Linked DNA regions of Homo sapiens: region 2 is linked to region 1. A link is a contact called in ENCODE Hi-C or POLR2A ChIA-PET data. All regions are on one chromosome and are shown on one strand. The core of a region is the stretch at or near the end of the contact, and the rest is flanking DNA. Distances in the headings are between cores, read along the strand shown. Region 1 holds the start of PIK3R1 (phosphoinositide-3-kinase regulatory subunit 1). Region 2 holds the start of CCDC125 (coiled-coil domain containing 125).

The links. A loop is a pair of places that touch in the nucleus more often than their neighbours do. ChIA-PET counts read pairs that join two places held with the same protein, here RNA polymerase II (POLR2A). Pooled maps may share reads with other maps.
Region 2: a pooled map shows a loop between it and region 1 (7-fold over the local background). The contact joins the promoter of CCDC125 here to the promoter of PIK3R1 in region 1. A Hi-C loop is called at or near these places in 5 of 50 pooled maps. POLR2A ChIA-PET finds 5 or more read pairs at or near these places in 2 of 52 experiments (CD4-positive, alpha-beta T cell and activated CD4-positive, alpha-beta T cell).

Annotation. Positions count from the first base shown.
Region 1 is chr5:68,212,345-68,218,871 of GRCh38, forward strand. It overlaps PIK3R1 (phosphoinositide-3-kinase regulatory subunit 1), which reads left to right and starts at 3,412. Exons shown (of 16, transcript NM_181523.3): 1 at 3,412-3,605. RefSeq lists silencers at 2,589-2,808, 3,029-4,128.
Region 2 is chr5:69,330,830-69,338,027 of GRCh38, forward strand. It overlaps CCDC125 (coiled-coil domain containing 125), which reads right to left and starts at 1,972. Exons shown (of 12, transcript NM_176816.5): 1 at 1,820-1,972. It also overlaps the pseudogene CHCHD2P2. RefSeq lists a silencer at 5,213-5,507.

The DNA of each region.
Region 1 (6,527 bases), core at 2,162-4,661:
GGCTTACATTCCAAGAAGCCAGTACTCTTCTTGGGTGATTTTTTTTTCCCACTTTATTTTATGATGTGCAGCATCATAACATCACACTAACCTAACCCACATTTCAAAAAAATCACACGAATGTGGCCTAACCTATATTTCTAAAAAAGGTTGAATTCATTGCCAGCATTCAATAATTGGAAAATAGTCCATAAAAATCTGTATTTTCAGCTTCTCTAGGAAAATTGGAAAATTTGGGCTCACATTCCTGTGCGGCAACAATTAGCTAAACTCTAGTTCAGCTGCCCGCTTTAAGACCAGCCATTTGTACTCTACTGTACCCAGAGGGCTTTCCTAATAGCGCCTTTCTTAAGTGGCTCCTCCAAAGCAGTGGTTCCTAAAATCTGGCTTCCCACTGGAATAATGTGAGGAGCTTGAAAAGTTACTAATGCCTGCATTTCACCCCAGAGATTTTGATGTAATCCATCTGGGGTGCAGACCAGGTATTGAGATTTTTATAAGCTCCTCAGGTATTTGCAATGTGTAGAGAAAACTGAGAACCCCTGTCTAAGATAGGGCTTCTCAAAGTTTAACTTGCATAGGAATCACCTGATAATCTTGTTAAAATGCAGATTTTGATTAAGTATGCCTGGGATAGGGCCTGGGATTCTGCCTTTCTAACAAGCTCTTACATAGTGCCAAAGCTGCTGGTCTATGGGCCTCACTTGAGAAGTAAAGGTCTAAGCCATTTGTATTTCACATTGGCTTTGAACCCTAAGATACATTCTTAGGTTTCAAGTCTAATGAAAGCTAATTCTAGCACTCACAATATTGATGTAGCTGGAATGATGATGCCAAATGAGAGTATCCTACCATACTTTGGGGAGAATTCTTTCTCAGCCTATAGCTACTCAGCCTTTCTTGACATTGGGGGGTCCTTGACTTCTTATGCCTTGTATGTGACACCCCTGTATCACCCCTTTCGTTGCAAATTGTACATCTTCTGCTATTTCGAGCTCCTTGCTGGTGTCACTACCTGCTGGCCAACAGTTTGGCCATTACTGATTGAACCATGGTGTTTGGGTACTTAATGTGAGTATTTTATTGCAGAGGTTTTCAATCAGTGTTTCCAGAAGCCTTAGAGTAATAGTTCTGAAACCATAGGGCATGCATCAGATCACTTGGAGAGCTTATTAAAATACAGATTGCTAGGCTCCACCCTCAGCATTCCTGATTCAGTGAGGACAATTTGAATTTCCAACAAATTCTCAGGAGATCCAGATGTTTCTAGTCCAAGGATCCAGAGGTTCTAGACAGAAGGAAGGGAGGTGGTGCAATGGGCCTCTTGGTCTTGTTACATGACTTCTTATCTTATAGTTGTATTTGGGGATTCTAGACTAGATTTTATTAAATAAAAAGATTATTTTTAAAAAAGCTTGAATACTGCTGTTTTGTTGCCTTTGCTTTTGTTTCATAGAAATCAATTGAAGGTGAAAATAAATAAAAATGCTAATACTAGTGATATGGGGAGATATCATCAGTTTAAAACAAATGAAATACTGAATTTATTTAGTATATGAAAAGAGAGCCTTATTTTCTTCCCTTGGGACACTCTTTATGATGAAAAAACGTAAAGGAAATACAATGTATGCTGGAAATAAATTACTAAAGACTGTGTCTAAATGAGGAGGTGCATTTGGGAATTTTATTGTTTTTAGGTTTGCGGGTGAACAGAATCCCACTGCAATAGTGCATAAGACTCTTTCCAGCTATCTCCAGAAGAAGGAGATAACTAGCAAGGTTTTCACTGTTAGAGTTTGTTCAGAGCGGAACCTAAAGGAAATACTGGGAAGGTCACAGCAGTTTCATCTCAGCTTATTGGATTGGATCAAAGTAATTCTACTGCAAGGCAAGGTATATCATTCCATTTACAGACAGAGAATGCATGAAGTCCTTCATTTCACACAGTAGGTGTGAAGAAGGTACCTTGGTAAATTTCCTATTTGCTTTCAGATAAAGTGTATTCTTAAACATGATGTGGGTAGCTGCCTGTTTTTGTGTCGCCTCTGCAAGAGACATCTTGGAATAATAGAAACACCAGTGTCTGAATAGCCTAAAGTGGAGCTTACTTTTCTGTTAGGTGAGTCACCTTTAAAAATGATATTTTTTAAGGATAAGCGATGAATTTTAGGACGTTCTTCCCTCTACTTCCAACGTCCACAAGAATAAACCACCAAATTCAACGTTTTACAGAGGCCAAGTGCTTAGGTTTTGTGTGTTTGTTTTTAAGAGTTTTCTTGCAAGGAAACTGGGAGGGAACTATAAAAGGGCTTTAGGCAAACAGGGTGGGCGGGTGCAGGGCTTTAAGCTGCAGAAAGGAGAATCTGGAAAGAGCTTTTAGGAAGCAGATTCTCACATGTTTTAATATGAAAGAGTGGCACACGTGGTGCTGGCATTCCATCTTACCATCAGTGGAAGGTTTGAACCAACATCAAATTTTTCTGGAGCAACTTAGGTAATTATTACTTGAAGAATATGCATTTCAAAACTAACACCTTTAAGAGACAATGTAATTCACCTGCGCTTCCCCGCCCCCCCCGCCCGCGCCAACCCCACCCCCCGCCAACCCCGCCCCCGACTCCGCGAACGCCGAGGGGCCCGTGGTCTGCCTGAGTGACCTCCATTTGCTCTGTCATCTCAGGACTAGAAGCCATCAGCCAGCGTACGCCCTCAGAAAACTCTCTTCCCTTCTCGCGGGTCCGCCTGGCTCCCGGAGGCGGCGGTGCCAGGCTGCCGGAGTTAGCCAGCGGCAGGCTGCGGGCGCCCGTCCCTCCGGTTCACCCTTTCACCCCTCCTTCACCCCCGGAGCGCCAGGCGGGTGCCGCGGGTTTTCCGCCCACTCGGAAGGCAGTGCTGGCGAGACCAGGAATTGCAGGGCCTCTCCGCTTTGGCGAGCTCTGGAATCCGAGTCCTCCCCACCCCAGCCACTCTGCTGGGGCGCTAGGGGCTCGAAAAAGCCTGGGGTTGGCTGAAAGACACTCGGATTAGAGACGCAGCCAGCCTCCAGGGAGGTCTGAACTTGTCTTCGACCTCCCCGAACCCCTCCGCCTCTGCGCTGGGAGACGCCCAGCAGCCGGGCGGGCCCGGGACGTGTAGAGCCAGAGCACTCCGCAGCGGAGGCAGCGCGCGGCACGGCCGCCCGGGGCATCCCCGCGGCTGGGGGGCGGAAGGCGAGGGCGGTGGCAGGAAGGGTCCGCCAGGCCTGAGCTCGCTCCCCCACTGCCAGCCGCCGGCTCGGAGGCCCGAGCCGTGCGGACGGAAAGGGGCGGAGCCGCGGGCTCTGGTTGGTGTGGGCTCGGGGGCGGGGCGCGCGGGGCCGGGCCGGAGGCGGGGCTAGCGCCGGGCGCTGGAGCTGCGGGCGCACGGAGAGGAGTCGCCAGCAGCTGGAGCGGAGTTGGAGGAAGCAGCGGCAGCGGCGAGGGCGGCAGGCTAGCTGTCGGAGACGGCAAGCACGGATCGGGCACGGCCGGCGGGTCGCAGCCGGGCTGGAGGCCGGTCGGAACCGAGCGGGCAGGAGGCCACCGCTGCAGCGCGGGCCCCGCAGAGGAAGGAAGCCGGCGGGCGGGGTAGGTAGGCAGCAGCAGCCCCGGGTGTGTGTGCTCGGGCGGGGGAGGCGGTGCATGTGTGCACGGCTGCCGCGACTCTCTTCCTGTCACTGGCAGCGGCTTCTCCTTCTGCAGAGCCCCGCCGGGGGGAAGCGGGCTGGCCACCGGCCCTCCCCGCCTCCGGCATCTCCTGGCCGCCGGGCAGCACTACCCCCGCGCGCGGCCGGCGTCCTGTGAGATCCCCGCCATCCTGACTCCCGTTTCCCCCGTCCTCCTGCGAGCTGGTCCTGCACGCCGCCGGTCGCATTTGCCCCCGGAGTTGCCGACGAGCTCGGGCTTCCTCCCACCCTCCGTCACCGCACACTTCGGAGGGTCCCCGCTGTCGCCTTGCTGCAGTTTTCCGGGGCCCCTCACCGGAGGAGAGCGCCCTGGCCGCTGCCTTCGTGTTGCGGGAAGGAGCGCTCCCTTCCCCCGTGGCCCTCCAGCTGCAGCCAGGGTCGCTGCCCGGGCCCTTCCCGGGGCGGGCGAGGCGGCGGTGGTCCCCGGAGCTCGTCCCCTAACCCCCGCCTTCCGAAGTTTGCCGCCCTCCTCTTCCGGGGTGGGGGAAGTGCGCCTCGGGGCGGTTGGTCGCTGGGGCCCTAACTCAGCGTTTATTGCCAGCCAAGCTTGGGCAGGTTGTTGGAGGCATATTTAGTGGGGTCTTGGAACCGCCCGGAAATCCAGCTTTTGGAACGTGGGGCGAGGCGGGAGGGACCTGCCCAGCAATATGGAGCCGGCTGGGGAGAGCCAGGGAGCCTGCAACCCGGAGCTAAAATATCGTGGGCAATTCTCTGGAAACCACAGCTCTAACCTAAGCTCAGAAACTGCCCCTCAGATCACAAGACAAAGAGAACAGAAAACCTCTGGCCAGGCACTCCTGTACAGAAATACACTTTGATAACCAGAATTGGAGCCTGAAATGCAAGGATATATGCAGAATGGCTGTTACGTGTTGAATGCAGAATGTGTGTCAACTGGGTTTGGGGGAATTCTTCTGTTTCCCGGGGCGCTATTAATATCGGAAAGGTCTCACTTCCACCGTTAATCCCTTGAGCTGCAGCGCTGTTGGTGTCCGAGTGTGAGTCTGCTCTTTATTTGGGGGCTTCATGATTTTAGGTTTTTTTTCTTTTTTCTCTTCTTTTCCTCTTTGTCAGCCAGTGCGAAGTACCAATGGATAAAGCAGTTCCGGGTTTTGAATGCAACATAAGATTGTCATTTTGGTGTGATGAGGCTCAAGTTTTAGTAATCAGGAGGGATATTCACAGAGCTTATTGGTCAAGGCTTGATGTGGAGTTATATTTTAATGCTTCATTAGTTCTGTTACGTTTTGGCAACCTTAAAGATGGTTAGATATTAGCTAGGAAGGGTTGGAGTGGGCAGACAGGTTCATTTCTTAAGCAGGTTATTAGAATATTAGATTGTCACAGTTTGAATTACTAGGAATTTGGTGACTTCTGCACAGAAGGCCACAAGTATCTTTTAACATTGAAAAAGGAAGAAAAAGCAACTCACTAGCTATACAACTTTTTGACAGATTACACTGTTCTTGAAAAACCGTTTAGAAGAAAGCAGATAAGAGTTTTCTTAGGTGCAAAAGTTGATTAAACTTTAGGAAGCAAGTGTTTTTGACCAGTATAAAGAAAATAAGAGTAATGTGTGGGGGTGTGTGTGTGTGTGTGTGTGTGTGCGCGCGCGTGCCTGCGGCTAAAGTTTGGGAAGAAATGTTGGTTCAGAGTTAAGGTTTAAGTTGGAAAGGCCAGTGGAGGAGGCTCCCTGCCTTGCAGAACTGCTGGGTATTGTCACTGCTTGCCTCTTCAGCTTTTATATGCAGGTAGGTACTAGATAATCATATTACTTTTTCCAGAGAAGTGGATAGATTTTTATGATTGGGAGAAAGTTTAATGTATCTGATACTGGCTTGCAAAGTGTAATGTGCATTTACTTTTAACTTTCATCTTGACTTGGGACCTGTTCTTAGTTGCATAACAGAACTCTGCAGTGTACACACTGCTATTTGATGTTTTATCTGCTTTTTAAAAATAATGATATCAGTGAGTCTCTTCCTATCCATGATGCTGTATAGTCAGTGTAAAAAGCATTTTGTTTCCCATTTATTGAATGTTTTTTCTTTAGCGATTTCTTGAGTTTAAATATACTAAGCGCAGGAAATCCTCACAGAATAAAGTTGGTTCTGGGAAACAGAAGTGGAACAATAAGTTATAGGAATACATATTTTGATTATAGACAGTGATGATGGTGGTATGCGTTTATCTTTTGGTAATGTCAGTTTCACCTAACGTGATTTTTGAAGGACTTTGAATTGTAAATGCAAACCTACTCAAACTAACCCAAATTTTGTACTGTTAAAAGTTTTGGCCATTTCTTTACATTTTTCCATGACTGTCATATAATTTTTAGGTTGATATGTTGATTGAACATATCAACCTAAATTGATATGTTCAATCAACATATTGGTCGTTCAGGGGAGTATTGTAAAAAGGCATCTACTCTGAAAGATTGTTCACATGATCATTAAAATAGGAACAATTCTAGTTCAGCTTTTATTGTGTTTGCATTTTGTGATTTGCAAAATACATGTTTTATTGAATAAAGAGATGGTGAATGAGCAGGCTGAAAAAAAATTGATTTTTATGCTCAAGTAGAATATAGCCAGTTGAGATAATGTTTGTGTTGGGTTTTGGAATTCTCTCACGTCAAGGCATACACAATGCAAAAGATATTGTATGTTTCATATGAGCTCCTCCAGCTCTCCCTCTTGCAGGGCACAGGGTTTGCAAGTGAAGGCAAGAGAATGAAGCATTTTAATGAAGCCCTGGAAGACTAGAAAGTTAGTTATCAATGGAAGGAATTATCAAGTTAGTTTTTACTTTAGAAAGCAGAATA
Region 2 (7,198 bases), core at 722-3,221, 1.1 Mb after region 1:
AATTCCCCAAGGCTAGCCTGATAATTTCCTAATTGGTCTACTTCAAGCCAACCTACATACTGCTGCCAAGTCAATAATATCCAAGTGCAAACCGAATGATGTCTCTCTCTTGCTGTAAAACATTCCATGGCTCCCATGGCATGTATAATTGTAGTCAATGTCACCCTGTTTTCCTTTTTAAAAAAAATGTAGGCTGGGCACAGTGGCTCACACATGTAATCCGAGCACTTTGGGAGGCTGAGGCGGGCAGATCACCTGAGGTCAGGAGTTTGTGACCAGCCTGGCCAACATGGTGAAACCCCGTCTCTACTAAAAATACAAAAATTAGCCAGGTATGGTGGCGGGCGCCTTTAATCCCAACTACTTGGGAGGCTAAGCAGGAGAATCGCTTGAACTTGGGAGGTGGAGGTTCCAGTGAGCTGAGACAGCACTATTGTCTGTCACCCACGCTGGAGTGCAATGGTGCGATCTCGGCTCACTGCAACCTAGACCTCCTGGGTTCAAGCGATTCTCCTGCCTCAGCCTCCCCAGTAGCGGAGATTACAGGCGCCCACCACCATGCCCGGCTAATATTTGTATTTTTGTAGAGACGGGGTTTCACCATGTTGGCCAGGCTGGTCTAGACCTCCAGACCTCAGGAGATCTGCTCACCGGTCTCCCAAAGTGCTGGAATTACAGGCGTGAGCCACTGCGCCCAGCCGAAACTCCGTTTCAAAAAAATAAAAATAAAAATAATGTATCCAACTGAAGTGTCACCCTGTTTTCTACAACAAAGCTACAGTTTTCACCTCCAGTTTCATCTGGCAGTACTCCCTGGATGTACTCTGCGCTTCCACGTAAGAGGAACTGCACTTGCTCCCAGGGCTCCTCCCTCAGCTCAGCTTGGTCACCTGCAAGCCTCTATTGGTGCCATTCTTCACCCCAGGAATGCTGTTTCTTCTCAGAGCCCCCTCAGTTCAGGACAGCACTCCCTCCAGTAGCCTTCCTGACTCCCTTGGACCAGATGTGATTTCTTCCACATCTGAGTCTTCCCAGTTCTGGGAGGTTTTACTGAATCTTTTTAATAGTGCTTACTTCCTACCTGACCTAGACTGACTGTATATTCCCTTATGCAGAGACTTTGTGTGTCTCGTTTGCTTATGCACAACATGTGTTCCAAAGATATTTGACAGAATCGAAAGAGAAAACCGATTCCTGCCCGGAAACCTTTGGACAGAAGAATCTACATTCAGTAGCCTGACAACTCTGCCTTAGCAAACAAGTTGGTCAAACATGCCTAACTCCATGACAAAGAGGAACTAACTTGAGCCCTCCCTGGTGAACAATGGCCTGCTGCACTTTGCTTTAGGATTTTGTTTCTTAACTTTTCATTTTAGAATAATTTTAGATGTACAGTAAATTGCAAAGATAGTACTAAGAATTCCTGTGTACCTTTTACCCAAATTCCTCTAATGTCAACATTTGTGTACAATTTGTCGAAATTAAGAAATTAACATGGGTACGTGCTATTAACTAAACCACAGCCTTTATTATTTTTTCCACTAATGTCTTTTTCTGTTTCAGGATCCAAACCAGGATACTGGCGCTATAGTTTTATAAGGCTCAAAATTAACAGAAGAGAAAAAAAGTAAAGCAGGTGGAGAGGCAGAGAGAGAAATAGGGTCTCTGAAATCTATTTCTTATTTTTTTCTTATCAGACGAGGCCATTAAACTGGCATTCAGGGAAAAGGATTTGGGCAGTTTGTCCACAACCTGCAGAGTTTCCACGAATCTGCGCATCCCGCCCCTGCCCTGGGTCCTCCCCACTCCCGGTTCCCACCTGCCAGGTCTGACCCCGGGTACCCTCTCAAGGTCCGTGGCGGGGACCGGAGCCCGGACTCCAGCTCAGCGAACAGCACCCTCCTACCGCCCCGGCGCCCCACTCAGCTCGCTCACCTGGCAAGTAGCCTCCTCTCCGTGCGCGTGCGCCGCTGCCGCCGCGCGTCCTCCGGGCCACCACGTGACCGCGTGGGCGCAGTCCCAGACAGGAAACGCCGGTGAGGTCGCCCTGGGCCATGGAGGCAGCTCGCGCTACTTTTTCGCGACCTCACTGTGTTCCTGTGTGCAACCTGATGTTAGCTCTGTCCACCTTCAGCTCCAAAGCCAACCACGGGTAACCAATATGCAAACAATGACATGAGATTTAGAAAAACAACAAGACGGGGCCTGTGTCAATACAGGTAAAATTTGGTGGTTCAAACATTGAGGTTCAGACCGGCGCGGGGTTTCACACCTGTAATCCCAGCTTTTGGGAGGCCAAGGCGGGAGGATCGCTTGAGGCCAGGAATTCGAGACCAGCATGGCCAACATAGTGAGACCCCGCTCTACAAAAAATTTAAAAAGTAGGGCTGGGCGCGGTGGCTCACGCCTGTAATCCCAGCACTTTAGGTGGCCGAGGCGGGTGGATCACGAGGTCAGGAGATTGAGACCATCCTGGCTAACACAGTGAAAACCCTTCTCTACTAAAAATACAAGAAATTAGCCGGGCGTGGTGGCGGGTGCCTGTAGTCCCAGCTGCGCAGGAGGCTGAGGCAGAATGGCGTGAACCCGGGAGGCGGAGCTTGCAGTGAGCCAAGATCGTGCCACTGCACTCCAGCCTGGGCAACAGAACGAGTCTCCGTCTCAAAAAAAAAAAATAATTAAAAAGTAGCGGGTGTGGTGGTGCGTACCTGTAGTCCCAGCTACTCAGGAGGCCGGGAGGCCGTCAGGTGGGAGGATCCCGTGAGCCTGGGAGATCCAGGCTACAGTGACCACTGCACTCCAGCCTGGGCGACGGAGTGGAGACCCTGTCTCAAAAAAGAAACAAACCAAAACCAAAATATTAAGTCTCTAGGAATCCTGTAAGAGAAGGGTAGATCGGGCCAGGTGCGGTGGCTCACGCCTGTTAACCCAGCACTTTGGGAGGCCAAGGTGGGTGGATCACCTGAGGTCAGAAGTTTGAGACCAGCCTGGCCAACATGGTGAAACCCCATCTCCACTAAAATACAAAATTTAGCCGGTCGTCACACGTCCGGAGGCCGAGCCGTCGCGTACCTAGGATGCCGCGTGGAAGCCGAAGCCGCACCTCCCGCATGGCCCCTCCGGCCAGCCAGGCCCCCTCAGATGAGAGCTGCACCCAGGCCAGTACCAGTCGTTCAGCCACCAGCAGCGGCACCCCCATCTGTAGTTGGCTCTTCTGCTGCTGCGCCCCGGCAGCCAGGTCTGATGGCCCAGATGGCAACCACTGCAGCTGGCGTGGCTGTGGGCTCTGCTGTGGGTCACGCCATTACTGGGGCTTTCAGGGGAGGAAGTAATGCTGAGCCTGCGAGGCCTGACATCACTTACCAGGAGCCTCAGGGAACCCAGCCGGCACAGCAGCAGCAGCCTTGCTTCTATGAGATCAGTTTCTGGAGTGTGCCCAGAACCAGGGTGACATCAAGCTCTGTGAGGGTTTCAATGAGGTGCTGAAACAGTGCCGACTTGCAAACGGATTGGCCTAATCAAGAAGTTCAACCTGGAGAGATGGAAAATCAGCTCTCATAACTAAGTTAATTTAGTATAAAAATAGAATTGATAGTGAGGGTATAAAGTGTAACCATGAGTTAAACCTCTCCTGTCATTCCTAGCTTCCTTGCTTCAGAATTGAAATGGAAGGGGGGTGTTCCTACTCTGTAGAATCTGTGACAGGGCAAATGTTTGTGTGGCCTCCTTAAACTAGCTGTTATGATTTTATTCTTTGTGAGTTAATTAGAATAAAGTCATTTTCTTCCAAAAAAAAAATTAGCCGGTCGTGGTGGCAGGTGCCTGTATTCCCAGCTGCTTGGCTGAGGCAGGAGAATCTCTTGAACCCGGCAAGCGGAGTTTGCCGTGAGCCGAGATCGCGCCACTGCACTCCAGCCTGGGTGACAGAGCAAGACTTTGTCTTAAAAAGAGGAGGTGGGGGTGGGAGAGAGAGAGAGAGAGAGAGAGAGAGGGAGAGGGAGGGAGAGAGAGAGAGAGAGAAATCTAAGCTGAGGTTCAGAGGTAGAGGCAGTCATTGAAAAACAGGCTTTTGCGGGCGGGCGGCGTCCACTGCAAGGATGCACTGTCTGGCTCCCTCTGGAGGCGGGAGCACGAAGGAGCGACCACGGAGCCCTTGAGCCTGTGGATGGTGGCCTCGGCGGCCGGCAGGCCATGCTGGAGTATCTGCCAACCTGATGAAGACGAGGACGTCCCACAAGTTCCGGACAGACGTGGCCGCCAAATTAATGAGGAAAGAAAAGGAGTCTTTTTTTTTTTTTTTAAAGACAGAGTTTTTCTCTTGTTGCCAGGCTGCAGTGCAGTGGCGAGATCTCAGCTCACTGCAACCTCTGCCTCCCGGGTTCAAGTGATTCTCCTGCCTTAGCCTCTGGAGTAGCTGAGATTACAGGTCTGCACCACCACGCTCAGCTAATTTTGTATTTTTAGTAGACAGGGGGTTTCTCCATGTTGGTCAGGCTGGTCTCGAACTCCTGACCTCAGGTGATTCGCCCGCCTTGGCCTCCCAAAGTGCCGGGATTACAGGCGTGAGCCACCGTGGCTGACCAAAGGTGTCTTAAGCTTAGAAAAATGATAAAAGATATAAAAGCTGCCTAGGAATGAAACTACTGGGTCATATGAGGCTCCTTCAGGGTGCGCAAAGTCCTGGAAACCAGCATGCAGATAAGGAAAGAAAGAGACCATCAGTCCATGCAGTTGTCAGCTGGCTGGGAGCTGAGGAGAGTCACTTGTGGAGGCACCTGATCTTTGTCCCCCACGTCCCAGACAAGCCCATATCTCACTTTCAGAACTAAGATGCTTGGGAAACCAAGACAAGGAACTGTGTATTGCAAACAGCATTACCCTAGAGAAGAAGTGGCAGGAGATGACCTACAAAAAAATGGAGCAATAGCCTAGAGCAAGAAACAGAACAAAAGAGAACTGAGTCACCTCCTGGAAGGTCACACAAGACAAGCACATATTCAGGGGCCTCCTAACAGACTAGACTTCCAGCATCCTCAGTTGGGGCTAGACACTTTTTACATAGACATTCAATACTAGAGAACTCAGGGACATCTGATTTATACCATGAAATACATACACAGCAGATGTGTGCCTGTGGAGCAGAATTCTGGAAAAGCTCACAGCCCAGAACATAATGCAGACTCCCCCAGCCACAGCACCTTCCAATCCTGAGAAGAGTGCTGATTCTCCATCTGAGCACCCATTCTCCTGCAACATCAGGGGAGAGGAGTTCACCTAAGGATCAGACCAGTATCTCCAAACCCAGCTCCCCACCTCTGCCTGTTGGTGGCACTTGTGGGTGAAGGGGAGATGGTATGAAAAGACTCACAACAGGAGTCACCTGAACAAGGTGGGGCTTGGTGGAAACTGACATTTGTTCCTGTTGGAGGCAAATGTGGAATTTGGCATCTTGCCTTAGCAACAGACACATGAAATTCTCCAGTGCCCAGGACTTTTGACAGTGACTTCAAAGCACAGCTGGGAGACCCATGTGGCCCAGGCTCTACCCAGGCAGGAGCTCAGCTTCACTCACAGCAGGATTCCTAGTGCCAAGAACACCATGGGTGCATAGCAGGTGATCAAAATAATTGTATGTGGCTGAATCAGTGAGAGGTAAGAGAGAGGACTTGAGGCCGGGCACGGTGGCTCATGACTGTAATCCCAGCACTTTGGGAGGCTGAGGTGGGTGAATCACAAGGTCATGAGATCAAGACCATCCTGGCTAACACAGTGAAACCCCATCTCTACTAAAAACACAAAACATTAGTCGGGCGTGGTGGCACGCACCTGTAATCCCAGCTACTCGGGAGGCTGAGGCAAGAGAATCGCTGGAAGTCGGGAGACGGCGGTTGCATTGAGCTGAGACTGCACCACTGCACTCCAGCCTGGGCCACAGTGCGAGACTCCGTCTCAAAAAAAAAAAAAGAGAGAGGACTTGATCCTAGCGGCAAACTAAGAGACCTCATTAAAACCTAACATGTGAGGCCCAGCATGGTGACTCATACCTGTAATCCCAGCACTTTGGGAGGCTGAGGCTGGAAGATTGCTTGAGCCCAGGAGTTCAAGACCAGCCTGGGCAACATAGTAAGACCCTGTCTCTTAAAAAAAATTGGATGAGCATAGTTATAGTCCTAGCTGCTTGGGAGGCTAAGGCAGGAGGACTGCTGGAGCCCAGGAGTTTGAGGTTAGAGTGAGCTATGATTGCACCACTGCAATCCAGCCTGGGCAATGCAGTGAGCCCTGTCTCTCTCTACAAAAATCATATATATATATATAATATATACATAATATATATAATATATACATTATATATATAATATATATTTAGTGTGTGTATGTGTGTGTGATATCAGAAAAAAAAACTATTCATCGTGAAGTAAAAAAGAGCCTGACTTTGGAGGTATATAAGCATGGCATTGGGTTCAAATCAAGCTCTGACAATTACCAAGCTCAGCCTCAGCGTCTCTACCTGTGAAATTGGCTTGATTCAGTACCTACCACACAGGGCTGCTATATGAATTGTTTGTGAAATATTTAGAATGGTGCCTGACACATGGTTCACAGTAAGAAACAACTATTGCTATTATTAAGTGCTTTGCACTTTGGTTTTCACAGAGCTAATGGTTTTCACAGAGCTAACAATTTTTACTGTCTAGCTTTGTGTCTTTGAAAGATTTTTGAGGTCTAAGAATGCCGTTTTAAAACCTCTCAACACTCCTAGAAGAGGTCACACTTTGAGCTTCAATAACTGCCTTTTTTTTTTTTTTTGAGACGGAGTTTCGCTCTTTTGCCCAAGCTGGAGTGAAATGGCGCGATCTCGACCCACTGAATCCTCAGCCCCCTGAATCCTCAGCCCCCTGGGTTCAAGAAATTCTCCTGCCTCAGCCTCCCGAGTAGCTGGGATTACAAGTGCCCGCCACCACGCCCGGCTAATTTTTGTATTTTTAGTAGAAACAGGGTTTCACCATGTTGGCCAGATTGGTCTCAAACTCCTGACCTTAGGTGACCTGCCCGCCTCAGCCTCCCAAATTGGTAGGATTACAGGCATGAGCCACCGTACCCGGCCAATAGCTGGCATTTTTGTCAATTAGTTAACAGTGTGCTTAGAGCAAGTCCCTGTAGAGAGTGTCCACGGGCATGAGCCACAGGGAATACAGTG